Regions from separate parts of the Mus musculus genome. Here regions 1 and 3 are each linked to region 2. The links are chromatin loops, found by intact Hi-C in ENCODE. Cell type or tissue: left cerebral cortex. All regions are shown on one strand.

Evidence for each region. A loop is a pair of places that touch in the nucleus more often than their neighbours do. Peaks named below come from ENCODE experiments on the same cell type or tissue, not always from the same donor. Only the 100,000 strongest peaks of a DNase experiment are listed, where the experiment ranks them.
Region 1: it touches region 2 in a loop (4-fold over the local background); 4 of 42 quality-filtered maps call a loop at or near these places.
Region 3: a loop joins it to region 2, with 3 times the contacts of the local background. A loop is called at or near these places in 24 of 42 quality-filtered maps.

Annotation. Positions count from the first base shown.
Region 1 is chr6:113,376,988-113,384,987 of GRCm38, forward strand. Tada3 (transcriptional adaptor 3) reads right to left here and starts at 851. Exons shown (of 10, transcript NM_001372392.1): 1 at 329-851. Arpc4 (actin related protein 2/3 complex, subunit 4) reads left to right here and starts at 1,126. Exons shown (of 6, transcript NM_026552.3): 1 at 1,126-1,221; 2 at 3,739-3,857; 3 at 4,976-5,087; 4 at 7,095-7,190. The coding sequence starts at 1,219. In left cerebral cortex, CTCF peaks have their summits at 561, 3,637 and 4,744 (motif pointing right); DNase peaks (open chromatin) are centred at 588, 873, 1,099, 2,496 and 1 more place; H3K4me3 peaks cover 2,412 bases; H3K27ac peaks cover 1,732 bases.
Region 2 is chr6:113,042,758-113,050,757 of GRCm38, forward strand. It overlaps Thumpd3 (THUMP domain containing 3), which reads left to right and starts at 3,545. Exons shown (of 10, transcript NM_008188.3): 1 at 3,545-3,633; 2 at 4,658-4,947; 3 at 6,582-6,659. The coding sequence starts at 4,690. Gm43868 (predicted gene, 43868) reads right to left here and starts at 3,414. Exons shown (of 1, transcript NR_164179.1): 1 at 1,278-3,414. In left cerebral cortex, no CTCF peak of the experiment used is centred here; DNase peaks (open chromatin) are centred at 3,481, 4,326 and 4,798; H3K4me3 peaks cover 2,194 bases; H3K27ac peaks cover 1,309 bases.
Region 3 is chr6:113,309,162-113,317,161 of GRCm38, forward strand. It overlaps Brpf1 (bromodomain and PHD finger containing, 1), which reads left to right. Exons shown (of 13, transcript NM_030178.2): 2 at 642-1,247; 3 at 5,430-6,389; 4 at 7,367-7,529; 5 at 7,899-8,000. The coding sequence starts at 652. Among named protein-coding and RNA genes, the nearest start is that of Brpf1, 6.0 kb to the left of the region's middle. In left cerebral cortex, no CTCF peak of the experiment used is centred here; DNase peaks (open chromatin) are centred at 3,453 and 6,996.

The DNA.
Region 1 (8,000 bases), 330 kb after region 2:
CCTATGTCCTCTGTTTCCCTACGTTGGGTCGTTTCTAGCATTCTATTTGACAGGGTTCTCCCTGCCTCCTCTTGTCTCACTCCATTCCACCTCTGCACCTTCTCTGTGTCCCTGGCTAGTTTGGAACACAGGCTGGTCAGGTGAACAGAACTAAGTTCCAGCCCATTTTCTTATGTGCGTTTCTAAACATGTTATTTAACCTGAATCTCCGGTTTTTGTTTGTTTGTTTGTTTGTTTTTCTTTTTTCCAGGACAAAAGATGATGCCTCAGTCTATTTCCCCATTAAGAAGTATAAATCTGTAAAATGGGGGCATCGAGAATTACCTACCTCCCTGGAATGTTCTGAGGATTAAGAGGTGATGCTCGTCAAGTGCCCAGTTCAGTGCCTGGCACAGAAGTGGGACTGCTTAATGGCTGGCTCCACCTGTGTGTCGCCCCAAGATCCCGCCTCCAGGGTCCTCGTCCTCTAGGGAGCCCCTAACACAACCCCCGCCTCTCCTACCTCCTCTCTGCGGCCTCCTACAGGCCCTGGGCCGCAGGAGGGGGCGGGGAGTTCAGGGCGATCGGAGCAACTGCTCCGGAACTGGCTATGGGCGGGCCCCCTGCAGTTGACGCGAGGGCGGGGACGGCCAGCCCAAGGTGGCCTGTAGGGCCGGGGTGGGGGTGGGGGTCTAAGGCCACCTACGAATCTCCGGGAGGTGGAATGCTAGGCCTGAGGAGTCCCGGGCTAGGAAGCAGCCCGGGGCTGGGGTGGGGCCCAGAGCCCAAATCTCAAGGGACTGGCTACCCGGCCGAACCCTACGGTTGCAAATGGGAGGAGCCCGGAGAGGATAGGGGAGCACCACCGGAAGAAACGTTTCTCCGGTTCGGCCTGTCCTAATTTGGTGCCCAACCTGAGGTCGGGCTGTACTATTGTCACACGGGGGGAGGCTACAACCAAAGCGACAAGCACTAAAGGCGCTGGCGGAATATGTGTAGCGATCCAAGGGGACTCGACCGCTACTGTCTCATAGCAGGTCTTCTACAAGTCCCAGAGGTCCCAGTGTGAAATCGCCCCGGAGATCTGAATATCTCTCGGCTCTCCCTCCCCGGTCCTACCCGAGATGGTCCAGCCCGGAAGTGCTGTCGGAGACTGCGGCTGCGCCTCTCTCGAAAGGGCAGGCGTCGCGGGTCCGGGCACTTCCGCACTTCCGCTTTCCGGCCCAGACAGCGCCCGCGATGGTGAGAGACCAGGGGTTGGGGTCCTCCCTGTGTTTTGCCTGTAGAGGCTGTGGGTCTGGGGGAGATGCTGCTTGCCGCTAGGGCTTGCGGCCCGAGGTTGCCCCGGGATGAGGAGGCACGGGGAGGATGGAGAGGCAAAGGGTGGGGCGAGGGCCGAGGCGAGGAGGAAGGGGCGAGCCAGGAGGCTCTCTGAGCAAGAGCAGGCCCGGAAGCTTCCAGGTTGGGAATCCCGGGCTAGAATGACCTCTCCCCGATGTTCGGAGGGGGCAGGAGACCGGGCTGCGAAGCCCGTGGTGGTGGCTTGCAGCTGAGGTAGGACCGCTCTGCGGGGCCTCCTCTCCGTCCACGGTAGAGGTTGGCTAAGTACAACCCCCTGTCCCTGCCTGCCTTCGCGGTCTCACGGGACCTCGAGGCAAGTGTCCACTTCATCTTCTTACTTCTTGGCGCTTCCTGGAAGCCTTGCCTTCCAGCTCCCAATGAAGGTTCTGTGTTGCTTGCCTGCATTCAGACTCCTTCCTAGATGTGCAGAACCGTGTTGACCTTAACGTGTGTAAATGTTGATGGCCGCTGGTCCTCCTCTTTCATGCTCGGGTTTGGGATCTGTGGGTGCTCCGTGCAGTTGTTCTCCGAAAGGTCCCAGGCTTCCCACTACTTTCTCTGGTCAGCCCTTGACGACCTGAGTTCTAAAGGCTGGACTGCTTGTTGCACGCCCGGGAATGCTCTCAGGGAAGAGACTTTGAAATTAGACCCTCTTTTTCAAAAGTCACTTTTTAAAGCTTGCTCCAGTGTTAGTCCTAACTGGTTTCATTCCTTAGCGTGAAAGCCATTTCCTGCTGACTGAGTTTTGACTTTGCGTTTTTAAGCATTCAAGTTTATTGTACAATTTCTTCAAGCCACTAAAGGGTAACTATCACAGGGCTGGTCATCTAAAATTTAGTTTTCTTTCAATGAACCTTGACAAAATAATCAGGTAGCCACAATCGAGGTAGAGAAAAGAATATTCTATCACTTTCCCAACGGTACTTGTCACCGCACACAACTAATTTTGCCTTTCCGGTTTTGCCTCTTCTTGGTTGACATAAGAGAATGCTGTGGTATGGAGCTAGAACCCACTGCTGAACTACATGACAGCTGTTTTTTAGCCTTTATCCCCTCTGTCTGATGTTTGTCTGTCCGTGATCCTGTGCTTGTCTCCGCTGCCCCACGCAGCCTGTGCCTCTTCTCTGCCACAAGTCTCACTTCCTTCTCCATCCCGTCCTCCAGAGAGCCTCTGTGCAGCGGTAGCCCTGTAACTTCCTTCTCAGAAAGTCCCAATGCTTCCTGCTACATTGAGAGAAAAACTCAGTGGAAAGCATTCTAGACTGTCTAGGGTTTTATCCCAGCCTGCCATTGCAGCCTGATCTGTGCAATTTAAAGCAGTTTTCACATACAGAAACCTTGCACTCGTTACCAGTTTGGAAAGTCTTAATGCTCTTGTGTAAATCTAGCCCTGCTTAAGTTAGTTCATTTGTTCATTTACTCTCCAGAAAATTGGTTTGACCTGATGTATAGGAGGTGCTGGGCTAGATACAACCTGACAACTGAATAGAAGTTGATGTCTGTAGACCACGAGAATTACAAACTGGTGAAGGAAAAATTTATTCCTAACGTTCTGTTGTGAATTTTATGTAAAGTGAACATACCATAAACTGTAAGAAATGCATTGAGGGGGAAGTCAAAAAGGCCACTTTGAGGAAGGAAGGGGCCTTCTCCACTGAGCTGAGCTCTGAGAGGCTGAGCTAAGCTGCGGGGAGGAAGGGCTGCAGGTGATGGATGCTCCAGCATGTGATAAGCCCTGGGGGGAGAGAAGCCTTGCCCGAGATAATGTAGCTGGTCATTGTAGCTGACCTTGTCCACTGAGAATGGACAGCTTTTACTTTTTCTCATTGTAGAACCGTCCTGATCCTGTATCTGGTCAAAACCAGTTTCTTTAGACAGTCTAGATTATTTTTAAGACTAGCTAGTTTTATATGTTGCCCTCTGTTAGCCCTTGTGATTCTCGCCCAGTTGAGCTGTTTGAGGGTAGAAGAGAGATCACTTCTGAATTCCCAGCAAGTTCAGGACATGGATTGATACACTTGTCAGTGCAGTCAGCAGATAGGGATATGGCTCCTTCTAGATCATCAGCCTTACCTAGCTCTGGCACTGGTGATGCTGTGTAATTCTGTTGTGCATGCCAGGATATTGCAGCATGTCTTGCCTGTGTGCACTTATATCTGTAGTATCCCTGTCCCCAGGCTATGACAGTCAACTATTTCTTCAAACTTTGTGAGATGCCAAGCTGGATTATCTGCTGCTGGGAACCACTCGAGATTTTGAGTGGACTGCATCTTGAAGACTGGCTGTAGTCTGTTCTGTGTGACAGCCCTGCAGGAAGCCTTCGGTACTGCCTGTTGTGTAGGAGCTGCAGTGAGGGACTGGCTTTGCTTGGCTGAGGCAGACTCTGACCCTTCCTGTGTCTTGGGTTTATTCCTGCAGACTGCCACTCTCCGCCCCTACCTTAGTGCCGTGCGGGCCACGCTGCAGGCTGCTCTCTGCCTGGAGAACTTCTCCTCCCAGGTCGTGGAACGACACAACAAGCCAGAGGTCGAAGTCAGGTAGGGAACGAGGTCAGAGTGGGGCCGAGAAGAACATCCCCCAAGAATAAGCCCTGCCCAAGGGGGCCAGGGATCTATGCTTTTGCACTGTCAGGCTACCTTGAGTGACATTGGTCTTGTTGCCAGATGAATAGTTCCTCCTGATTTGGTTAATTCCAAAGCAGGGTCATAGGGCTCCCATTCAGAACCTATGGGAGACCTACCCCAGAGTGTGACCTTTAGAGCAGAGCTCTGGGGACGTGTCTCCAAAAGCGTGACAGCCACCGGCAGCCCCAGAAGGTCACAGGATTTAGATCCCAGAGATGATGCCGCTAAACTTTATTAATGTAAGGATCGAGACTTTTTTTTACTTTTGATCTTTAATATGTCTGACAACTTAGACCTTTTTACACTCCATATTTTGAAAGCAGTCTTCTCTTGACTGGTTTTTATTTCATAAATAAGTATTCTTCCTCTTTGAAATTTCACCTGGCAAGGAGATGATAGAACACTGCTAATCCCAGCACATGGGAGGCTGAGGCAATAGAATCACAGGGACAGGGCTAGCCTCAGCTACACAGTGGATCCTCTCTCAAGAAACCAAAAGCTGCAGCGGGGGTAAATCTGCGGTGTACATAGTTGTGATAAGCCACGCCCCCACATTAGATGATAAAGGTAGTAAACCCAGGTCCTTGGGACAGGCTAGGCACACACTTTACAACTGAACCGTATCTCCAACTCCAATGTAATTTATATGACTCAAACTATTGTAGCGTTAGGATGGACTGCTGCCATTTGAGAGACATGGTATGCTGCGTGCTATTACTTGATATACATGGTTTTCACTGGACATTTTATTTATTTTTAAAGATTTATTATTATATGTAAGTACACTGTAGCTATCTTCAGATGCACCAGAAGAGGGCGGCAGATCTCATTACAGATGGTTGTGAGTCACCATGTGGTTGCTGGGATTTGAACTCAGGACCTTTGACAGAGCAGTCCGTGCTCTAACCGCTGAGCCATCTCTCCAGCCCCGCTGGGCATTCTCCAACAGTGACAGTTCATAGAGCACAGGTACCTTTAGAACTACACAGAGTCAATGGCACCAGCTTGATTCTCTGCCTCTGTGGTTTTAGGAGTAGCAAAGAACTGCTATTACAGCCTGTCACCATCAGCAGGAATGAGAAGGAAAAGGTTCTTATTGAAGGCTCCATCAACTCTGTCCGGGTCAGCATTGCTGTGAAGCAGGTGAGTCACCAGGGATCCCATTGGAATGAATGGTCAGAGAGCTAGATTCAGAGCCTGCTTCCAGGAATTCCCTTGGGATTATGGGCACTAGCAAACAGAGCCAAGCAAGGTGGCACATACCTATAATCCTAGCCCTTGGAAGGCTGAGACTGAGGAGGGACAGCCCAAGACCAGCCTGGGCTACTTGGTGAGTCCCTACCTAAAAAACAAAACAAAAAGTTGGTCAGTAGAAAATAATGCCAACAGCCCTTATCATAGGCCTGGCAAGGCCATGGGGGTCAGTTAGGTGTTGGAGCAGAGAAGGTTTCTAACAGGTGATGGCTGTGTGCTCTTAGGGCAGTTCCAGCACTGGTTTGATAGTCAGTTTCTGAAATTGCCACACAACACATGCATATACAGAATTCTCAAAAAAAAAAAAAAAAAAAAAAAAAAAGAGAAAAGAAAAGAAAAAAGAAAGAAACCAGACTATCCAATTCTAGCTTTTCTTTCAGAAACAGCTGTGTAAGCCAGCAGTGTGTGGGATGATACACCCAGAGTCAGGAAAGAAAATGCCAACAACTGTCAGACTTAAAGATCTGCCTAATAATAATTGCCCAGACAAATGTCACTGCATTTGCTTTGTGTATTTTCTTTTTCTTTCTTTTTTTTTTTTTTTTTCGAGACAGGGTTTCTCTGTGTAGCCCTGGCTGTCCTGGAACTCACTCTGTAGACCAGGCTGGTCTTGAAATCAGAAATCCGCCTGCCTCTGCCTCCCACGTGCTGGGATTAAAGGCATGCACCACCACGCCCAGCATGCTTTGTGTATTTTTTCTAGAAGTTTTCTAGTTGGAGGACCTACTTATAGGTCTTCTGTCCATCTTGAGTTAGTTTTTCTATGTGGTGTAAGCTTAGGGTCTATCGTCATTCTTTCACATTGGAACACTCCGTTGTCAGAACAATTTGTTGGAGAAATTGTTGCCATTGTGTGGCGTTGGTGCTTTTGTTGGAAATCAGGTGACTATAAATATTTGAGTTTCATTCTGAGCTTTCTGTTCAGTTCTAACTCATATATGTATACGATAGAATTTCCATTTTCTAGCACTTGGGAGGCAGAGGCAGGCAGATCTCTGAGTTTGAGGCCAGCCTGGTCTATAGAGTGAGTTCCAGGAGAGCCAGGGCTACACAGAGAAACCCTGCCACAAAAAAACAAGAAACAAAACAAAAAAACCCCAAATAACAAAGAAAGGAAGGAAGGAAGGAAGGAAAGAAGGAAAGAAAGAAGGAAAAAAGAAAAAGAATTTCCATTTCTCCGAGTTTCCTCAAGCAGTGTTCCCCACAGGTCTACCACATAGGTCCAGGGCCTTTTTGTCTCTGTAGCGCTTGAATGGTTATTTAAAGTTTGTTTTAAATTAAGAGCTATATCCTTTTTCCACTTTGGAAAGAAACTATGTATCCTAAATGGGAAAAGAGTATCATTTTCCCCTTCCCTGCTGACAACTCTCAAAATTGTAGGCAAAACAAAACAATGTTACAAAACTCAAGTTAGTGACTTCTTGCCTAAGAGAGCTCAGGGTTAAAAAAGGAAGGCAGAGTAAGCAGGGCGGCCAAGCAGGGCGGCCTCTGCGGGGTCTGAACCCAGACTCAGACGTAATTGGAAGAGTTGATTTTTGGGGTTGTTGGATTTTAGTAATGTTGAAGCAGACACTCTTGATCCTGTGTGCCACCAGTGCTAAGAAAGGCCACTAGTGACCTGAGGGTGTTCAGGAAACGTGGAAAACAGGTGTGGACTCCATTGGAGCTGATGAAAGGCCGTGTAAGAGCTCAGTAATACTGGCTAAGGTAGAGTGGGGAGGTCTTCCTTTCGACAGCAGCAGATGTTGTAATTCAAAGATCAGCAGCCTTTGTTCCTATGGAACCTTTCCGCAGCTACTGCTAACTTGGGGAGGCAATGGCGCCAGCAAACCCAGGCTCGGGTGGTTTGGACGCTCACGCTGACTTTCAGAACTGTCTTCTCTTTGCTGTCGCCAGGCCGATGAAATTGAGAAGATTTTATGCCATAAATTCATGCGCTTCATGATGATGCGAGCAGAGAACTTCTTTATCCTTCGAAGGAAACCTGTGGAGGTGAGACCTGTGCTCTGGTTCTTTGTAATTCCCAGGGTTCTGTTTGTGGGTGGACCCAGCGTGTTTGATTTTTGTAGTATTGGGGGTGGATCCCCAGGCCTCGCACTGCCGGGCAAGTTACTGTGCTACACCCTGGGTCTGTAGGATTGCAGCCCGTGGGCTGCTGCTTCTCCAGCTTAGGGTTTCGCTGCCTGGGCTGAGTCAGCCTGGACCGGATAGCAGGGATGTCTCCCAGGAGAAGCCCAGAAGGTGGGTCTACAGCGCCCTCCTCCTCCTCGAACCTTGGGCCCAGTCACAGACAAAACAGTGATTGCAGAATCCTTCCTGACGTGGTGTGGTGGGCATGCTTGCACTCTCACTGTGGAGGGGGCTAAGGCAGAAGACTCGGGAGTTAGAGGCCATTCTGGGCACATTGACATGGGGTGGTGTGGGGGGTGGGGGGAGACAACCAAAAAAGCAAGACAAAAGCTTTCCTACCAACTGAAGTCCAGCCGCTCAGTGCCACAGTGAACAGTGACTTGCTTGTTGTCTGCCTTTGTAAGTAAAGGCAGTGACAGCTACATAAGCTTCCTGCCAAGTCTCCCTGGTGACCTGGCAGCCACCATGTTAGAGCAACAGAGACCATCACACAGCACACCCAGTGTGTTGCCTTAGGTGCTCTGCACCCTGCTCTCTGTCCTCACTCTAGCCTCGGGGCTCACTCTTCCTCACACCTCCTCCTGAAGCAAACTCCCAGTCCCACCCTTCCCCAGGTCAGCTCTCCTGTGGTTTTCACTGTTGAATTGGGGTCTTTAAGATTTATGCTCCCTT
Region 2 (8,000 bases):
ATAAATGGTCAATATATTGTTGCTAAATTGACAGGCCCAACATACAACTGGTGGAACCTTATTAGACAGTATAAAGACACACATTTGATACACATGAGATGGCACTAAATGATATCCAGAGAATATCTCTTCAGTATTTTAATCCTTCAGTATGTTACAAAGATCTCTGTTAGTGCTGAGTTGTCTCTATGACCTGGCCACTTATCTCCACAATTAGGGAGTGAGGAGCTCTAGCTTCACAACCTATTGAAAGCCTTTTATAATCCTAAGATAAAAATGAATAAGCAAATGAATACATTTTTAGAAAAAATAAACATAAAAGCCTTTTACATAGACTAATATTTGATAATTGAATAATCTTATTTACATTGATTTTTTCACTATTTTGTGTGTGTACACATGCCCACACATGTCATAGCTCCATCAGCACTGGAGATCAGAGGACCACCTGTGGAAGTTGGTTCTCTCCCCATGCCATACAAGCCCAGATCATCAGGCTTGGTGGCTACGACCCCCACATGCTGAGCCACTTCACCAGCTACTGCCTCCCAACAATTCTAGGAGGGAAGGATGATTTTGCAGAAGAAGCTGTAAATGAATCTCCCATAAGATCCAAAGCTTCCTCCACCAAGATAAAATTCACATAAAACTTGCAGTCTTATTAAAGTGTATAATTCAGTGTCTCTTAGTACATTTACAGTGGTGTGTAACTTATCATCACTACCTAACTACAGAACTTTCACATCTTCTGAAACATTACCCATCACCCCAATTCCTTCTAACCCTAAGCAATCCTGTTTTCTGACTCTATATATTGACCTTTCCTAGACACTGAATATAGATGGAATTGTAACCTGTGGTTTTCTGTGTGTTTGTGTTCTCTCCCTCCCTCCCCCCCCCCCCCCCCCCGTCATTGGGGACTGGACCTATGGCCTCTCACATGGTAAGATTAAAAGGGCACTATCACTGAGCTATATCCCCAGCCTATATGTGGTCTTTTGCATCTGGCTTCTTTCAGTTAACATGGCATCCAAGTTTGACCGTGTTGTAGCATGTACCTGTACTTCAGTACTTTTTATGAGGTAGCTTATGGTAGAGTTCTTACCTAGCACATGTAAAACACTGGGTTTGCAATCAGGCACCACAAAATAAAAGTTTCAACAGAACTTTTTAAAGACTAAATATTAACCTGTTGTGCAAATACCACATGGATTTCAGGTTGTTTCTAGTTGGAGGCTATATGCAGTGTTTGTGAACAACTTGTTTGAATGTTTTCTCTTCTGAGTATAATATGCTTGCTGGTAGAATAGGTAATATGGTGGATCTATGTTACGCCTCTTTCAGAAAAGCTAAACTGAATTCTAACGTGGCTGTCACATTTTGCATCGACAGCAGCAAGATTTCATTGCTCCACATCCTTCCTATAAGAGATGATTTTTGCTTTTCAAACTTGCCATTTGAATAGTTATCATAAAGTTAGTGTTAGTGTACATTTCCCTAATGATTGGTGATAGTGACCATGTACTTCATGTACTTATATTGGTCTTTCATGTACCTTTTCCAAAAGCTCTGATGCAAGTCCTTTGTAAAGCAGGATAGAAAGGAGAAATTACAAGGACCTGAGAAGCAAAAGGAGCCGCTCTCTCAACAGCTGAGAATCACAGATTCCAAAACACTTAGCAACTGCTTGAGGCCTTTCTCCTTTCTCATCTCAGAACCTATAATTTTCTAGAACTCTCATCAGAAACTCCATTTAGTAAAGGGCATGTCCTAACCCCTTTGTACAACCCTAGTGGCTTCCGGTTTTATTAGAGTGTAATCCCATCCAAGGTACTTCTGAAACATCCTATAATCTCATTTATGAAAAATAAAGAAGGAATAAAGCTTTCTTTTCCATTTGAGATGTAATTTCAGAGCCACTAAGAGTTGTTATTCTGAATTTCTAGGCTTAAAATCTATGCTAACACTGTCTTTAATAAAGTTTGCTGTTTTGAGAGGGCTACACTTTCAGGTGCTTTTTTTGTTTTGTTTTTTTGTTTTTTGTTTAAGACAGCCTTGGCTGTCCTGGAACTCATTCTGTAGACCAGGCTGGCCTCAAACTCAGAGACTCAACTGCCCTTGCCTCCCAAGTGCGGGGATTAAAGATGGTAAGCCCCACCATCTGCCCCACCTCCCAAACATTTATTTATGGAGGTGAGGATCTCACGGTACACTTGTGGAAGTCAGGGGGCAACCCATGGAGTTTGTTCTCTCCTTCCACAGTGTGGGTCCTGGGGATAGAATGCAGATGGCCAGGCTTGATGGCAGACACCTTTTACATGCTGGGCCGTTTGTCAGACCCCTTTTTTATTTTTTACTAAACTACAACGCCGCTTTCTACGATACTGGCTGCTCCTAAACTCTTTGATGCATCCAAGGCAAGGATCCGGTTTTTACCTTTCTCATTGTCCGTGCTGACAAGGACAGTGTGGCTCCATGCCTCAGCTGCTGCTGCCACCACTGAAACTTTAAACAATTTTTATTATTTATTTATTTATTTATTGGTGAGGATGAGGGGAGAGGCAGAGAGAGAGATTGCAATGCAGTGTCATAATGCCCTTGGAGCCAGACTTGGCTGTCAGAGCCCCTGAAGTTACAGGTATTGAGAGCGGCCAGAGGTGGGTGGGTGCTGGGTACCAAATTTGAATTCTCTGGAAAAGCAAGCCTTAATCACTGAGCCATCTCTCCACCATCGCTCCCCCCCCCCCCCCAAAATCCGGCTGTCTCTTTCTGTTGAGTTCTAAGTTTCCTCTTTTAAAATGTTACATTTGGGGCTGGTGAGACGTCTTAGAGGGTAAAGGCTCTTGCTACCCATCCTGATTAGCTGAGCTGGATCACTGGAACCCACGTGGTGGAAGAGAAGCAACTTCTGCCAAGTTGTCCTCTGACCTCAGGTGTGGCACACAAGCTCCCTCCACACACACAGGAAATACATGTAACTAAAATATAGGAAATGTAACCTTTGGCATATATAGAGAAACATGATCTGAAAACCGCAGGCTAGGCTAGGGGCTATACTCTAGTTACAGCACAGCTTGCCGGTCCCTGCAGAATCCAAGCCGGGTATGGTGGCGCACACCTGTAGTCCTAGCATCCCGGAGGCAGAGACAGCGGATATCTGTGATTTCCAGGACAGAACGATCGACAAAACGAGCAGGCCAGTCAGGGCTACATAGTGAGACTCCAATCTCAAAAAGAAATTCCAAGTAAAGAGTGTTGTGCAAGACGGGAATGGGGGAGAAGAATCTCTTTAGCCTCGGTTTCTCTGGCTTTAAGACTGGAATCAAGTCCCAGTCTCACCCCAGTGCTCGACACTGAGGGCAGAGGAAGTAGAACAACCGAGCATCCGCTCGCTAGGAGAGCGCCCTCCGCAGTGGTTCCCTCCGGGCAGGTGACCGGCCTACCGGCCGTTCTTCCTCTTCCGGGTCAGAGTGCACCCAACTGCGCACAGCTCTCCGCGCACACTCCCCCGCCTACCCCGGAGCGTGGGAGCACCGTGCCCTCCGAGGCCTGACTTCCGTTTCCGGGCTGGCACCTCGGCTTCCGGCGGCGTGCTCGCGGTGCGGAGACCGGAAGGGTCTGTGCTTGCTGCCGGTAACTGGCCGCGGCTGGGAGTGGCCGGGTGGGTGGGACGCAGGGGAAGACGGCGGTGGCTTCGTATAGGTCGGTGCTGGGGCTGAGCGTCTGGACTCTCGCTGGGCTTCGCAGAGGGTGGGAGTGAGAGAGCCACTGCCCTTCGGTCCGAACAGCCCTTCTGCTCTCCACACTGTCCGTAGGAGTTGTGTTCACAGTGGCGAACGGTGACACGGTGGAACCGCGTTCACCTCTGTGGCCTGTTCTTGGTTGGCACAGCATTAGGGACAAGGAAGATGTTAGCTTAAGCCACGGCGCTTTTGAAAAGCTGGTGGGAGGTGTGGGCCCTCCATCACGGTAACACCACTCCAGCCCCTTCAACCTCCACAAACACTCCCACAGGACGTCTGTATTACTAGCTTCAGACATTTCCAAGGTGTCCCCAGCATGCGCGTCATTGGATCTCGGCGTCACCACATAGTAGGCTTTCAGATATTTGTAATTGTTTAGATAGTGGAAGTTGAGTTAATCTTTAATAAATTCACTGCCCACTTGTCTACATGGCGGAAAGTAGATACCTCACCCATACATTAAAAGTTTTGATCATTAGTCCAGAATTGTGTTGTTCTCGTTAAAATCTTCTGTCTTTGGGAAAGAGAGATATATTTAGTTTCCAGTTCGAAACTAGGCAGGAGTAACTTGCTTCCTGGACCCGCGAGTGTGGGAAGCAAGAATTTTTAACTCTGAACCACTACAGCCTCACATCCTGAAGTGCTAAGCTGAAAGAGCAACAGAGGAGCTTCTCTATTCATGTTAGCAAATGTAAGATGGTGCTTACCAACACAGATGAGCCTAAGCCAAGCACTGCATGCAGTGGAAACACTCTTGTCTTTTCTCCTGATGAGCCTGCATATTGCTTGTTTAGTCACGTTTCACTGCCTGTAATCCGTGCCCTTATTTATACTACAGTTTTAACTCGATAGGTACATTGAAATACAAAAAGAGATGGCATTGTTTCCCTTTTTCTTCCCTGTATTGCCTCTAGAGACTGTTGGTCCTTTTAGAAACATCTCCATCATGTCTTGTGACACTCAAGAAGCTACCAGAGAGTGCCTGGGTATGAACCTTGATGGCAACAAAGAGCCTGTGTCGCTGGTAGAAAGCGGCGTCAGAAGTGAGTCGGAGCATCTCCAAGTCACTATTGGAGCCACTGTACCCACTGGCTTTGAACAAACGGCTGCGGGGGAAGTGAGAGAGAAACTGAAGTCGGCCTGCAGAATCAGCAAAGACCGCGGAAAGATCTATTTTGATATTGCAGTGGAAAGTCTGGCTCAGGTTTGAACAAAACAGTATTTAAATTAGTCTTGGTTATTTTATGATTATTTTTCTGGTTTATAGACACCCCTCCCCCCCTTGGGAATCCTTTACTCTGTTCTGCTTAAAGTAGCTGCATTTTCTGTTGTGTACTAATTTATGAAATTGACTAGTTTACTATGTTGCTGTTTATAATGTCTTTGTAATGTATATTCAGTTTAGTACATTTTAGCGTTAGTTTAATATGGTTTAGAAGTGATCGTAGCATTTCCTGATGATTTATTCACCGAAATGAAATACCTACCAATGTCTATGACACGTAAATTTACTTTAGCAAAAGTTTGGGTACACACAAAAGCTGAGGTTTCCTTTTCATCCTTGTCAAAGACATTGTTTTTAAAAGATTTTTATTATTTTATGTGCATTGGCATTTGCCTGCATATATGTCTGTGTGAGGGAATCAGAGCCCCTGGAACTAGAGTCTAAACTGAACCTGGGTCTTTCTGAAAGAATAGTCAGTGCCCCTAACCACTGAGCCATTTCTACAGCCCCTTCAAAGACATTCTTGATCAAAAGTACATGATTACAGGTGAGAAGCAGAGGTTAGCAAACTGCCATTGCGTTGAAACAAAAGCTACCAGATTTCTTTACTATACAAGTAGCATAGGGTATGGCTTGTTAACTGTTGTCTTGCTAGTGTATCCCAAGCTGGAAGCATATAACATGCAATAGACACTCACAAAATACTTGTGGTTTTTGTAAGTAAGCAAGCATTTTCTTGATGCCTTCAGTAGTTTTTTGAAGATTGGGCACTATTGTCATCAGTCATTAGGTTTAAGAAGAAAAGTAGTTTGTCTGCAGTAATTCAGCTATCACCGAACTAGAGCTTAAACTGTATGTGGTTTCTTTTTTGGAGGGGAGAGATAGGAGGTTGAGACAAGAGTCTGATGTAGCCAAGTTAGCCTAAATTTCACTATATAGCTGAGCGTGCTGCCCCTCCCAAGAGCTGGGAGTGTAGGCATTTGCTGGTAGATCCATGCTCTTTGCCCCTGCCATATGCAGCCAAAAGACATGAGAGAAGAACAAGGATAAAGCCTCACTGTGTTACCCTCCTTCCCTTTCCCAGACCAGAGTTACTGCCTATATGACATTTCGGACTATATACTTTGGTCTCAGTGACCCTTTCTATGGGGAAGAGTGGAAATTGATGGGTAACCAAAGAGATGGAACACTCGGGATGGGAAAATTTTGTCTTTATATTTCTCCCCTCTTTAAACCAATGTTGTTGCCTGTATGACATTATCACAGTGGCCCTTCTCCTGGGAAAAGCAGGAACTGATGGGTAACCAAAGAAATGGACTACATGGGATGGGAAAAATGTTAACTATAAAATACAGGCAGGAGGTGCTACTTTAAACCTATTTTACTTAGTTAGACATGGTAGCTTTCTCCTGGAATGTCAGTACTGGGGACACTGAGTCAGGGGAATTGTGAGTTGGAGGCAACCCAGAGCAACATAGCAAGACCGTATCTCAAAAAGATAAAAATGAACCAATTTTGTACTTCTTTTCTTTTAAATATTTAACTGTAGATAGCTTCTGTTATTTACAAGTATGTTCAGAAATTTGTTTCTAACGTTTGTTTCTCTCCCCTAGGTTCATTGTCTGAGATCAGTTGATAACTTGTTTGTGGTTGTTCAGGAGTTTAAAGATTACCAGTTCAAAGATACGAAGGTGAGCTATTCCAAGCATGGTCTTTCCCAGAGAGCTTGTTCTCTGCAGTGTACTACCTGCTTGTCACACTGTCACTTAGCCTTGCTATTGGTTTATTTCTTTACAGTGTTGAGAATATAACAAAAACCAAGCATGTGATTACAGTAAGCCTTTTCACGAAAATCCAGAAATCTCTTTAGAGCCCATCTGTACTGGCTAGTTTTGTGTCAACTTGACACAGCTGGAGTTATCACAGAGAAAGGAGCTTCAGTTGAGGAAATGCCTCCATGAGATACAACTGTGAGGCATTTTCTCAATTAGTGATCAAGGGGGAAAGGCCCCTTGTGGGTGGGACCATCTCTGGGCTGGTATTCTTGTTTCTATAAGAGAGCAGGCTGAGCAAGCCAGGGGAAGCAAGCCAGTAAAGAACATTCCTTCCTGGCCTCTGTATCAGCTCCTGCTTCCTGACCTGTTTGAGTTCCAGTCCTGACTTCCTTTGGTGATGAGCAGCAATGTGGAAGAGTAAGCTGAATAAACCCTTTCCTCCCCAACTTGCTTCTTGGTCATGATGTTTGTGTAGGAAACCCTGACTAAGACACCATCCCAGAAGCTGCTTTTAAAAGTCACTTGTTAAAGAAAAACCCTAAGTTATAGGGAAAAAGTCTTAGATTAGCTCGACAGATAGTACAGATGGTTTGCAACTAGAATTGCTTCCAACATGTGAACAAAAGACAGAGAACACAAATAGCATTCCCTCCCCAGTTTGCTTTTGTCCTGTTTTAGCTTCATGTTTTGAAATGAAGCCAAAGCAACATTTAATACCCCTTCAGTTGTTAGGACAACAGCTTTGTCTCCAGCCTGTACTTATCATCTGAGTCCTAAATATTCAGCTGCTGTTTAATCTGAAGGTTGCAAACAGACCTCAGTAACACTTTAGGGTTTTTTCCCTATATCTCTTTCTGGCCAAGTTTCCAGAATCAAGTGCTTAAAACTTTTCCTGTCAATATTATATTAATGTCTAATTTAGAGCTAATCTTTCTTAAAAGAACTGTGGTATGCTGTCTAATTCTCTGTTTTTTATTAATTTTCCAGATTATTTTGGAAAGCCAAAGTATCCCCAAATCAGTAAAACTAATCTGGGATCAGGGGCTTAATGATAAAGCACTTTCTTCATTAGATCCTAGTAAAGAAAATTAACAGTAACTAAAAGGCTAACAGAACCCATAGCTTACTAAAAATTCAAACAGCTCTAAAAGAATATCCATTGAAAATAGCTAAAAATTGTATTGCCTATAAAAATAACTTCAGCATTAGAAACATTAGTATTATAATCCTTCATACTCATTTTTTTTCTTCCTTAGT
Region 3 (8,000 bases), 270 kb after region 2:
TGAGAGCCCTTTGAACCTTGAGAGATTATAACATGTAGGGAATTTTATGCTGCAGTGTGAGCCCACCTCCAGTCTGGGCTTATTGTCGGGGGCGCCCGCCAGGGCTCCAACCCCGTGTGGGAGGCCGGCGACGAGAGACGGGGCCGAGAAGGGGAAACCCGAACTCTCGGAAGCGAAGCTGGCCGCCCCGGCTCCTGCCCTGCACTCTCTGGCCCTGCTCCCCCGGCTTCCCGCGCTGACCCCTGCCACTCCTGCCAAACCATAACTACTGAAAAGAATCTAGAAAGGAAGACTAGGGACAGAGAGCAAAAGGAATTTCTTGAATGTTATATTAGATGGTCTGAATAGAAGCTGGAGAGCAGCTGGAGGCTTTTAGTAATGTAATTGGTATGATCATTGCTACTTAGTAGAAGGATCACTCTTGTCACTTTATGTGAGACTAAGCCAAAGGAATTGAGACATAGGCAGCAATAGGTTTTAAGGGCCCAGACTAGGACCTTTGTAAAGAAGCTGGCACCTAGAGATGCTCTAAAGAGAGACTGGCCAGGATATCCTTGGGAAAGGAAGGCTGAAGAGAATCTACTGTATGGTGTGGGAGCTGGAAACTGTCAGGCCTGTGCTAATTGGTCTGTGTATTCTAGATGTGACAGCATGGGGGTGGACTTTGACGTGAAGACCTTCTGCCACAATTTGCGGGCAACTAAGCCACCATATGAGTGCCCTGTGGAGACTTGCCGCAAGGTTTACAAGAGTTACAGTGGTATCGAGTACCACCTGTACCACTATGACCACGACAGCCCACCACCCCCACAGCAGACCCCACTGCGCAAGCACAAAAAGAAAGGGCGCCAGTCACGACCAGCCAACAAGCAGTCACCCAGCCCCTCTGAAGTCTCACAGTCACCAGGCCGAGAGGTGATGAGCTATGCTCAGGCCCAGCGCATGGTAGAAGTGGACCTTCATGGCCGTGTCCACCGAATCAGCATCTTTGACAACTTGGATGTGGTGTCAGAGGATGAGGAGGCCCCTGAGGAGGCCCCTGAGAATGGCAGCAACAAGGAAAACACTGAGACACCTGCGGCTACACCTAAGTCAGGCAAGCATAAGAACAAGGAGAAACGAAAAGACTCTAACCACCACCATCACAGCGCTCCTGCCAGTGCTGCTCCCAAATTGCCTGAGGTGGTGTATCGTGAGCTAGAGCAAGATACCCCTGACGCACCACCCCGGCCCACTTCCTACTACCGGTAAGACCACCACCATCTCCTACCTCTAGAAAACCAATCAAAACCAATCGAGATGACAGTCTGATAGGAGACAGCCAGTAAAGGAGCACTAGTCTGCCAAGGCAGTGTGAACTGTCCTTTAGCCCTACTGGCACATGCCAGGTCCTGGGTTCTCTCACTTCCTGCTCCCTTTGTAACATTTTTTAAGAATTGGGGTTTTTTTGTGTGTATGTGTTTTGATTTATTTCTGTTTTTGAGACAGTCTGAGTTTTCCCAGGTTGGCCTTGAGTGGGCAAGAGAGCTACCTACGTCTTCTCCTGAATGTTGAACATCTAGCTATAGCCACATCTTTATTTTTAGAACTCGCTCAAAGCAGTCCTTGTTCCCATTTGCCAGGCCTGTCAAAAGTCACATGTAGGAATCTCTGAACTGAGGTTGAGACCCATGTCCAGCAAGCTTCAAAACTGCACTGTTTCCTGCACCCAACATCCTGCTTCTAAAGCCCTCATCCACAGAGCAGGTGCAGTGCTCCTCCCTAGGGCAGAAGACATTGGCTTCATAAGGCCTCAAAGATGAATGATAAATCTGATGTAATCTCCCACTGTTTTGTTACTGTCACCTGTCCTTTAACAGCTTTGTGAGCAGGAGTTCATTGTTGCCATACTACCTCTTACCTCTCCAGTGCTCGCTTGCTTATTGATTTACTTATTTGTGTGTGTGTGTGTGTGTGTAATTTTCTCTTTATATTCCATTCATTCTAAGAGCTAACCATAGTGGCTCCTTTTGAAGTTCCAAACATTCCTAATGTTAAAAAAATCTTTTTTACATTTATTTGTTTGTCTGCACATGGCACTACAGCACCTGTGGAGGCTAGAGAACTACCTGTGGGACAAAAAAAAAAGTTCTCACTTTTACAATGCATATCCCAGGTCCCAGGATAGGCCATTAGGTTTACTAGCAGGGATCTTTACTTTACTGAACTTGTTTTGCTAGCCACAGACATAATAAAGCAAATTCCTTTAACATGAGAAAAAAAGATGTAGGGTGGTAAGGCTGTGTGTAGAAATCTCAGCCACAGGATGTTATCAATACCAATTGTAACCCCCACCCCCCCACCCCCCCACCCCCCCCCCCCCGGCAGCTAAAGCCAAAAGAACAGTTTGTTCATCTGTGTTTATTTGTAAAGGCTCTTATGTGAAAAGTGGCTTTTGCCAAATACACAGTCCATTTGATGTTACAGTGACTGTCAGCAATACAGTCACTATTGTGACTCCCTCAGAGAGAGAGAGAATATTACTTCTCTATAGATGTTACATTTGATGGTACAGTAAGACTCGCTCTCTCTGAGAGAGAGAGAGAGAGAGAGAGAGAGAGCGAGAGCGCATATTACTTCTCTATAGATAAGGAACCAGGGCCCAGGGAGCTTAAAAGCTTAAACTCATTTACTGTTATACAGAGACCAGGCAATATGGCCTCGGAGTTTCTATGCACCTGGCCTGCTCAGAGATCCATTTTCCATGTAGAGAGAGAGGAATTAACGTTTTGCTAGATCATGGTATATGTCATTTGATGTAGTGTCCCATGTCTCCCTAAATACAATATTCATATACATATATATGTGAATGAATGATTTACTTTTGTAAAAACCTGAGATCTGAGGTCATCATTCTAATAACATATAGATCTCCTCTCCTTTGTCCAAGTTTTAGCAAGTATTCCTTATTTTTTCTCCTTACATCCAGTCCCCCTTTCTGGTTTTTCACTATTCTCTTTTCTCTTAGAATTTACCATGTTCTCTTTATCCCAAGCACAGGCCCCTCTTTGGGACTTCCTCTCCTCCAATGGCTCTTGGCATAACCTGCTCTCACAGGCAGTCCACCCCAACTTGCATAGCTCCTTTTCTTTCTCTCTACACATAGTCACTTTCTTCCTGGGATCAGATCTTTTCTCCAGATGAGCAGTTTTTAGCCTGTTGCAGTCAGTTAGGAGCTATGTTATTATAGTTAGCAAATTCCCCATGTTTTGAAATGATTTACTTTTGTAAAAACCTGAGATGGTCTGAGGTCATCATCACTCTAATAATTTTCTCATGCTCAAATCCAGTCCACTTCTTGAGGGGGAGTGAGAGGGTGGTGTGTCAGCTGGTGTGTCAAGAATTGTACATGACATACAGCCCACCTATCTGTGCCAGAGTCTATAATCTGGGAGCTTGTGGGAGTGTGTTATGTACTATCAATGACAGTTGGTGTGTCATGGCAGAGGAATAGGCAAGACCTGACGTTTAAGAGAACTAGTATAAGCCCTAGAACTGTCCAGCTAGTTCACTCCAGCTCTGATCATACCCTTATTCTGGGAGCACAGTTGCACTAGAAGACAAGGAAAGAACTAAGGAAGAAGCTGCCCTCTACGCACATTTTACTCTCCCTGTCACCCTCAAAATGCCTTTCAGTTGAACAACGCTGAGGACCTATTTCTGTACAGTGAATCAGATACGATCCCTGCCTGTTAGAGAACAAGTTAGGAACAACAGCTATAATTCAAGACAAGGTGGGTTAGGGTTATTACAAAGCTAATAAAATTGACATTTATTGAATATTTGCTCCATGTGAAGCACTGTTCTAAGTGTCTCCCTTTATTAACTCATTTCATGCTCACAACAACTATGGCAGGCATATTAGCATTATTTCTCTATAGATAAGGAACCAGGGCCCAGGGAGCTTAAAAGCTTAAAGTCATTTACTGTTATACAGAGACCAGGCAATATGGCCTCGGAGTTTCTATGCACCTGGCCTGCTCAGAGATCCATTTTCCATGTAGAGAGAGAGAATTAATGTTTTCCTAGAACATGGTGTATGTCACTTGACTTAGCCTCCCATATCCTCCTAAATACAAGGTCTCATGTATCTTAGACTGGCCTCCAACTCACAGGGTAGTAGCCTTGAACTCTTGATTCTTCTGTCTCTACTTCTCGAGTGCTAGGATTTACAGGTATGATATCACACCTGGTATTATAGAGTGCCAGGGATTGAACCAGGGCTTTGTGGGGATTGAGCCAGGACTTTGTGCATGCTAGGCAAGCACTCTACCAAGTGAGTATAACTCCAGCTCCTTGGCTGGAGCCATTTCTCTTGTAATGCTATTTAAAGTTATCATTTACTGAATATAGCCCTTGTGTTATCAGTTAATACAAGGTACAGGACAGAGCAGTGCTGTTCTGAAGGTGGCAGAGTGGCAGAGACAAAATTTAAAACCAGATTTCTTCAAAGCCAAACTCCTATTCTTGTCTTGTACTATGTAATAGACAATGCCAGAGTCTAGTCGGCTTAAGACAGGACAGTATGCATGCCTGCTGTGTCATAGCCACCTAGAGCTGCCCTCTGCTCTAGCTTGCAGGCTCAAAGAATTCCAAAGTGGATGTGGAAAAGGCTAGGGGCAGCGAATGGGTGACACTCTATCGCTCCCTGGTGATATGACCTATCTGTGATAGGTTGTTAACATTTTCCTCAAAGCTTCAATTCATCTAAAATCACACCCTCAGTCTTCTGTCACTGTGGATAAATAAATGATAATAAAGATGATAAGGACACTAATCTGTTAGCTATTACCAGAATAGCTGTACCTTGGCCTAGTGCCTTGCCCATAATGAATGCTCAGTCAGTTGTAGCTATTATCTTTCAAGGCTATTCAGAGAACAAACAGGATATATAGAATTTGAGAGACTGCTAGCATCTTCTGAGAGAACATCCATGTGTCTTTGGTACTTATCATCTTTGCTAAAGGCCTGTATTCATTTGCCAGTGATGTCCAAGGAATTGCCTTCCTCTGACAGTACAATCCCCCCATACGTTCACAGGGAGACCTCCCTGCTCCAGCATTGCCCCATTTAGGGGTCTGGCTGAGCCTCTATACTTCAGGGAAGACCGTATCATATGATAGCCACAGCATGAGTACTAGAGATGTGGGCCTGTTTGTTTTCATGACCAGGTTCTTGGGCACTTTCTGAGGAAGTTAACTTCTCCCACATTTAGGTCTCCTTTTCTGCAAGACAGGAATGATTCTAATACTATAAATGTGGGGTTAAGGTAAGGCTGGAGAGATAAATGTATACATGGGCAGAGGCCGAGTGCTTGGAGGCAAGAACAATGCTTTGTCTGAAGGAAAAATATCAGCCATGTGATGCCAAGCTGCCTGTGTGCACTGCAGGTACATCGAGAAATCTGCAGAGGAGCTGGATGAGGAGGTGGAGTATGACATGGATGAAGAGGACTATATCTGGCTGGATATCATGAATGAGCGGCGGAAGACTGAGGGTGTAAGTCCCATCCCACAAGAGATCTTTGAGTACTTAATGGACCGTTTGGAGAAGGAGTCGTACTTTGAGAGTCACAATAAAGGTGACCCCAATGCACTAGTGGATGAAGATGCCGTGTGCTGTATCTGCAATGATGGCGAGTGCCAGAACAGCAATGTTATCCTCTTCTGTGACATGTGTAACTTGGCTGTGCACCAGGAGTGCTACGGTGTCCCCTATATCCCTGAAGGCCAGTGGCTGTGCCGCCGTTGCCTGCAGTCACCTTCTCGTGCAGTGGATTGTGCTCTGTGCCCCAATAAGGGTGGTGCCTTCAAGCAGACAGATGATGGCCGCTGGGCCCACGTGGTGTGTGCCTTGTGGATCCCTGAGGTTTGCTTTGCCAACACAGTCTTCCTAGAACCTATTGACAGCATTGAGCACATCCCACCAGCTCGGTGGAAGCTCACCTGCTACATTTGTAAACAGCGGGGCTCTGGAGCCTGCATCCAGTGCCATAAGGCCAATTGCTACACAGCCTTCCATGTGACATGTGCCCAACAAGCTGGCCTTTACATGAAGATGGAACCTGTGCGGGAGACAGGTGCCAATGGTACCTCCTTTAGCGTCCGCAAGACAGCCTACTGTGACATCCACACACCCCCAGGTTCTGCTCGTCGCCTGCCTGCCCTATCCCACAGTGAGGGTGAGGAAGAAGAGGATGAAGAAGAAGATGAGGGTAAAAGCTGGAGCTCAGAGAAGGTCAAGAAGGCCAAGGCCAAGTCTCGGATTAAGATGAAGAAAGCTCGGAAGATCTTGGCAGAGAAGAGGGCAGCAGCACCTGTGGTGTCCGTGCCCTGCATCCCGCCACACAGGTACACAGGCAACAGTGGGCAGGGAGGGGAGGGAGAAACACTCAGAAGAACTGGGGCCTGAGTAGAATGGCCTGCTTGCCCTCCTATCAGGAGCTGCATGGAAGTTAAAAAGTAAGTAAATTTAAAGGAGGTGATCTTAAGTAAGACATCTGACTTTTGCACTAGGGGCCAGAAATACTGAACGGTTATCTGGCAGACAGAGTATGTGTTTAAAACTACCCTTTTTGATGGTGCAGTTAAGATGAAACAGCCATAGGAAAAGTGACCTTCAAGGGAGAATCAATGGTCCGGTATGCTTTAGCATGCATAGGGACCTAGGTTCAGTCCCCAGCACAGAAAATAAAACAATGCAGCTTGGTTATGCACCAGAAGTGCTACCGTGTCCGCTGTGTTCCTAAGGACCATCTTCCCAAGCTGTGGACTATGTGTGCCCTGTAGAGTGTTGCTCAAGTCAGCCTGTGGTGTCAGTTGTTTTTAGCTGCCTTGTGTTGTCTAGTTGACTTCACCATGGATTTCTGCTGTACTTGCACTTTATCTTCACTTGATCTTAGGAAAAAGGCCAACAACTTTGTCTTCTGCACAGTCTGAGAGATGAGAGTCTAGCTAGCCGTGCCCACGCTGCAGTGACTAAGCAGACTTAAAGACAGACTGAAACTGTTCTCCTTAGTGCTGAGCTCAGTTTCCTCTCTGCTATGTTGTGCCACTCAAGGCACTTTTAATTATGCCTTAAACCCAGAGTTCCAAACTATTCCTTTTTGCGACAGAATCTCCTGTAGGCTGGGCTTGAACTCCATAGTCAGATGTGACCTTGAGCTTCTGGATCCTTTTACCCTCACCTCTAGGTTTCTGGGATCACGGTGTGAGCTACCATGCCTGATTTTCCAGACCTTTTTGATGAGCATCAATGCCCCCACTCATCCTAATTGAGGAGCTCTTCCTGGCAGTCAGGACCTAACAGGGTTTTATTTTGTTCCCAGGCTCAGTAAGATCACCAACCGCCTGACCATCCAGAGGAAGAGCCAGTTCATGCAGAGGCTGCACAGCTACTGGACTCTGAAACGACAATCACGGAATGGGGTCCCACTACTCAGGCGCCTACAAACACACCTTCAGTCTCAGAGGAACTGTGAACAAGTTGGGGTACCGTGTCCAAATCCTGTGGGCTGTGGAAACTAGTACTAAAAGGGCAAGGACTAAAATGTGTAGCAATATCCTCCAGCATCAAAGAGCTTACAGTTTTTCTAAGTTAAATTAACATCCCCACCCCATTGCAGGCTCAACATGAAATGTGTATATTATCAGCTTGGTAGAAAGGCATTGTTCCTGTAGGTTCATTAATTCAACAAACATACCAAGCATTTTCTAGGTTCTAGCCCCTGGCAACACGTGAATAGTGGTGCTTTGGTAAATTACTGGGTTTCCTCCTTGGCCTAGGTTTCCTGGGTACTCCTCTTCTGGACTCTCCTCTGGCTTTCTTACCATTTTCTGATGCCCCTTTTACCTCTACAGAGAGATTCTGATGATAAAAACTGGGCCCTCAAAGAACAGCTCAAGTCCTGGCAGAGACTGCGGCATGACCTGGAGCGAGCTCGGCTGCTGGTGGAGCTGATC